Regions from separate parts of the Mus musculus genome. Here region 1 is linked to region 2. Evidence: chromatin loops called from intact Hi-C (ENCODE). Cell type or tissue: left cerebral cortex. All regions are shown on one strand. Links, peaks and the distances in the headings refer to the core of each region. The heading gives the core; the rest is flanking DNA. Region 1 has its middle 12 kb from the start of Ttc14. Region 2 overlaps Usp13 (ubiquitin specific peptidase 13 (isopeptidase T-3)).

Region 1 (2,920 bases), core at 324-2,823, 880 kb after region 2:
AAACAGTGGGTTTTGAGAAAAGCAGATTTCCTTCCACAGTGTGTGTTGGCCTCATCTAGTCAGTTGAAGGCCAGAACATAATACAAAACCAACTTTCTAAACAGGAGGGAAATTCTTCCAGCAGGTCTAGAGTACAGCATACATCTTCATTGGTCTAGCCTGCCACCCACCTTAACTGTTTTGTCTTTAAAGTCTTTACACTCACAGTAGCAAATTCCTTCAGATAACCTTATAACTGTGCATGTATACATTCTCCTGGTTCTGTTCCTCTGATGGACCTCAACACAGCAAATATGCAGCTATCTGTCCTATCAGCTTATAGTAACTACGTAGACTCACATATACAATGACCTCAAAAATTCTTAAAACAAGATAAAAGTACAGAAACCAAATATAAAATCAGAAATAGGATATCTTATATCCTAGGTAGAATATAAGAGTAAAAGGCAGATGTTGCAGATGCTTTTATATTGTTCAAAATAACTGAGCTTAGTTGAACAGAATAAAATTCTTTAAAAATAAGTTTAAAAAACAAATCAAACTGCATGGCTCTGGAACTCCCAGTCACCACACTCCCTATGCCGACTTAAAAAGCACTTTTAATCCACCTATAATATAGACCACTTCCACAGAACAATGCCTTTCTGTTTATTAATTTCCGATTGGGACCCTTTGCTTGCCAAACTTCTTTTCAAACAAAGAGATGATACTACTGCCCAGAATAGTTTATTTTTAGGTCTCTGTCATTGAACCTGTTAACTGGGCCTTGCTCAGTCATATTAAGAACAACAAATATCCCTTTCTTTACTATAAATATAACATATACATGTGAATATTACACATATTCATTCAAGCATTTATTTCACACATGATATGTACCAGATATGCACTAAGCTAATTATTGAGTACAAAATCATGAACAGGACACAGGGAATTGCCATTTTAGTAGGGAGAACAGATAATTCACATGGGTATTATGATGGAAATAAATGGAGTGTTAAGAAAAAAGGGAGTATTTTTTTATGCTCAGGTGCAGAGACAAAAAGAAAATACAGTTAAATAGTGAAAGAGCATTTTGGAAAATATACCAACAATAGCTATGCAATACAAAAAACACAGAGCATTTAAAGTTGATAGGAAACCCATGTGACTGCATCTGGATAGTGAGTGAGAGCACCAAGAGTTAAGACAGACAGACAGACAGACTATAAGGGGCTTCATGATTGAACTTGGAAACAATATTGCCTTCTAAGGAAGTGAGGCTAGGCAAGATCAAAGCGTAATGAACAAGAATTACAATTTATAAGGGCGAATGAACACAGAACGGCATTTTCTGTGTGGCTAGTGTTCCTGTAATGTATAATTCCAGCATGACCGAAGGGCAGACAGAGAATGGTCAGCATATGATTGTAACTTACACTGAGACATAATCAATAACACAGAAGCCAGCCTGAAGAAATCATCTGTTAACAAGACAAAGGAGTTCCCTAAAGCTCATAAACCTCTCCAGCTACCACTCAAAGTACAGAAGGCCAGGGAAGAAAAAAAAATAAAGGGGTGTTACTGAGTTGAACTCTCAATTTTCTTCCCATCAGTGTGATTCAGCTAGGGCAGTTATGTTTACATCTGTTTTGTATTCTGGGCTTCCATTCTCGAGAAATTCTAAAATACTAAAAACTACCTTGGAAAGAAGGTTTTAAATATGCACATCACCAGTTATATACATATGCTATATAAAGAGTGTGTGTGTATGTGTGTGTGTGTGTGTGTGTGTGTGTGCTATATACATGGAGACAGAGTAAGCAGAGCATTTGATCGCCTTAGCAGGAATACTCACATAGAGGAAATGGATACATATATAACATTGAACTGGTGCAGGTTTTCATTATCATACCATGACAGATAGCATTTGCTTTTGCTTTTCTTTTTCCAGTTGCATTCATTCCTTTGTTTTTGCAGCAAACTTCTAAGGTTGTCTTTCCATGAGAGAATATATTGAAATTAAAAATTGTTTTTTGACAGTAATCATATGACTACATTAGTGTGTGCTATCTAGACTGGTGATCAGTCAGTTTGGTTAGTCTGTATCAAGTATGTATAAACTATTGGCCAAAACTTAATTCAATTTTATGCTGAGGATGTATAAAATTACGTGAATTTAAAACTAAGGATCTGGGCCCTAATGTGTATTATAGAACTGCCACATTAAGACTTCCTTACAGTAACTAGCCAATCTTCCCTGTAATTTCTGAGGCTTGTGTAATTTCTGAAACTACACCTAAAGAAACCAGAAAATCTCACACACTTGAAACCAGCCACAGTGGGAACCCATTTGCTAGTACTATAATACAGTAGAAAAATAGTTTTATAAGATTTCATAGAAAAAAGTACAGCACCTTAAAGAGAGAGGTAGGGTATTATGTAAGACTTGCAAGGTCCATTTCTTAATAGAGTACAGAATTTTAGGTTTAAACATCAACGTTCATCATATACAGCACTGTCTTAGTCAGGGTTTCTATTCCTGCACAAACATCATGACCAAGAAGCAGTTGCGGGGGGAAGGGTTTATTCGGCTTACACTTCCATACTGCTGTTCATCACCAAGGAAGTCAGGACTGGAACTCAAGCAGGTCAGAAAGCAGGAGCTGATGCAGAGGCCATGGAGGGATGTTCCTTACTGGCTTGCTTCCCCTAGCTTGCTCAGCCTGCTCTCTTATAGAACCCAAGACTACCAGCCCAGAGATGGTCCCACCCACAAGGGGCCTTTCCCCCTTGATCACTAACTGAGAAAATGCCTTACAGCTGGATCACATGGAGGCATCTCCCCAACTGATGCTCTTTCTCTGTGATAACTCCAGCTTGTGTCAAGTTGACACACAAAACCAGCCAGTACAAGCACCTTGGAGTTTGAGTGACAAGA
Region 2 (2,920 bases), core at 179-2,678:
GCCCATACCTTATTTTCACACAGCTCTTTAGCATAGAGTCAGCAACTTTCCTGGCTCCAGAGTCACCATTTGCATACCATTGATTTAATGAGATTACCCCAGATTTGATATTAATGTGAGAAGGTCTGGGCAGAGGAGAGGCCTCAGTGGTAAAGACTGCTGCTTAGGAATGAGAGCTTGCCTGTGTGGGATCTGGTGTGGCTTGTGCAGAAGCAGAGCACGGTGGGCATGGCTGTAAACATGGTACTGGGATGAGGACAGGGGCACATCCCGGGCTCCCACTGGCTAGCCACTCTCATCTGAGCTCCAGGGACAGTAGAGACTGTCTCATAAAAGTAAGGTGGAGAGTGAGAGAGGAAGAAACACACCCACTGATTGTTGACCTTTGATGGACACATACATGAGCATCTCTCTCTCTCTCTCTCTTCTCTTCCCTCTCTGTCTCTCTCTGTCCCTCTCTGTCTCTCTTTGTCTCTTTCTGTCTCTCTCTCTCTCTCTCTCTCTCTCTCTCTCTCTCTCTCTCTCTCTCACTCTCACACACACACACACACACACACACATACACACACATACACACTCACACACTGTAGCTGAAAGATAACTTTTTTCATTAGTTGAAAATGCTATAATAGCAGGTGAATTTTGTTGACTTTCTGTAAACTGGAAGTCTTGGCTTCATTTAAATGAGAATGATATATATTTAGGCTTCTCAGGCAGCCAGAGAACCCAATTGGAGGGACTGTACGTTTCTTCAGAGAGCCAGGATAATCCTAGATCAATCCCTTTGCAAGGCTGAGCTCTCATAGTTGCCTTGCATTGAGGCCTGTTCTCATCTACTGTCCTTCTGAGGGAGAACTTGAGACAGAGCAGGGAAGATACAGGTCAGTGACAGACCAGTTCAGTGTCCGAAACTTTAGGGATGATGGAATTCACTCCACTTCCTCAGTACAGTACAGTCTGGTGTGTCAAGGGGTTTTCACAAGGGCGAGAAAGCACTGAACAACCCTGACAGCACATCCACGAGTAAGATCATTTCCAGATGTAAAACGAGCCTCAGAGGGGCCAGAGATTCCCCCGGATCTGGAGTAAATTACGAGCCTACTGAAGACTTAAAGCCATACTTCTCTACTCTTTGCCCATGGTCAGCCCTGTGCTGTGTCTACTATTCTGCACCAGAGGGCAGCAATACATTGGAGTTTGTTCAGACCTAAAAAGATGTGTATCAGATAGAAGGCAATGGCTCTAATTCAACAGTGAGGTTTGGAGGAGAAAGCTCGGAGCCTTCTATTTTAAAGGGGACCTATTGTACCATCTCTGGCTCATTGTCTGTACATGATTTTAGCCCAAAGGCTGGGAAACAATGTGGCTCTTTGTCTGTTTACATAGACAGGCAAATAGAAAGAGGTGCTGGAAAGACATAATTGGTGACCGAATGAGTGGGATTCGGGCACTGAGAGGCATGGATTTGATGTGCAATTAGAACAGTCAGTGTGTGCATAAAAGTGATAAAGCCAAGCCTAGAATACTCTGTATTTCAGTTTGAAGTGAACTCAGAATTAACTCAGTGTTAATTTAAAAATGTCAAGTTCAGGGGCAGGAGCACTTGCCGCTCTTGCAGAGGACCAGGGTCTGGTTCCCAGGACCTACATGGTGTCTCATAACCACAGGTAGCTCCAGTTCCTGGGGACATGACCTGCTTTTCTTAGGTCTGTGGACACAGACATGGTACATATACACACGTGCAGGCAAACACCCATACACATAAGCTAAAATCTTTTAAAAGATAAGGCTTAGGTTTAGATAGAGAGAGCTAGCTATAGGACCCGTGCTACCCGGGATCCTGGTATTCAAAGAGACTCTGTAATGGTCAGCCTCAACCCGAGTTCTGGCAACCCTCCCTTGCACCAGTCCACTGCTGTGAGACAGTGATGCCCAGGAGGAGTGAGGCTGGCTTCTCTGCACCACGTAGGGAATGTCACAGACATGGTGCGTGCTTGACTGAGAACACACACAGATACATACACAGGTAAAAACACTCCAAGAATGCTGGGAAATCAAGTGGTTTAGGCACACTTTCCAGAGCACTGCAGCAAAGCAGTCACTGTGAGATAGCTGCACCCAGTGATTACTGTGTCCCCAGTCAGCATTTTCTGCGGCAGAGAAGCCAGGGGGTTGGAGCGAGTGTGCGAGTACCGGTGTACTGACTGTTGGTTGGTTCCTTCTCAGGGCAGTCCTTGGCATTGCCAGGAGCCCCAGACAAAGCTGCCTGTGAGCCATGGACAGCAATAGCCTTTCTTTTCTTCCTTGTTTGATTGATCTCCTCCCCTTGTGTTTCCCAGAACTTCTCGCTTTGCCTCATTCCCTGAATACTTGGTAGTGCAGATAAAGAAGTTCACTTTTGGTCTTGACTGGGTTCCCAGAAAATTTGGTAGGTATCCTTTGCATGCTTTCGCTTAAACTATAGAGTGAGCCACCTAACCAGACATGGCATGTGAAAGAGGCTGTGGGAACGTCTGCCCCGTCCCTTCCACCCCATTGTTTCCTCTGTTACTCCCAGGTTTCTCTGGACCCAGAATCTAGGAGAAACACTACCATAAGAAACACCATATGCTAACCACACCCTCACCACTGAGCTCTGGGAGGATCAGGTTCTCAGAGGGGAAGTACACTCCTTGCGACAGCGCATCTCAGAAGTTACTGTGCACACAGGTCACCTGGGATCTTTGGAAAATGCAGATCCTGATTGGCAGGTGTAGGTGGGCTGAGCGACCATGTTTCTAACCTACCGCATGGTGTTGGCATTGACAGTCCAGACGCCACACTTGTAGTAGTAGGTAGCTGGAGGTATAACTTCCTCTTAGCACCCTTCCCTGCCTCTGAGATACAGCAGTACTATATGTATGTGATATTCATCTAAATC

The links. Hi-C counts contacts between places; a loop is a spot of excess contacts. Peaks named below come from ENCODE experiments on the same cell type or tissue, not always from the same donor. Only the 100,000 strongest peaks of a DNase experiment are listed, where the experiment ranks them.
Region 1: a loop joins it to region 2, with 11 times the contacts of the local background. A loop is called at or near these places in 6 of 42 quality-filtered maps.

What each region holds. Positions count from the first base shown.
Region 1 is chr3:33,786,300-33,789,219 of GRCm38, forward strand. No RefSeq gene overlaps it. Among named protein-coding and RNA genes, the nearest start is that of Ttc14, 12 kb to the right of the region's middle. In left cerebral cortex, for the core only: no CTCF peak of the experiment used is centred there; a DNase peak (open chromatin) is centred at 1,591.
Region 2 is chr3:32,909,234-32,912,153 of GRCm38, forward strand. It overlaps Usp13 (ubiquitin specific peptidase 13 (isopeptidase T-3)), which reads left to right. Exons shown (of 21, transcript NM_001013024.2): 14 at 2,340-2,428. Among named protein-coding and RNA genes, the nearest start is that of Gm34153, 61 kb to the right of the region's middle. In left cerebral cortex, for the core only: a CTCF peak has its summit at 1,171 (motif pointing right); a DNase peak (open chromatin) is centred at 1,196.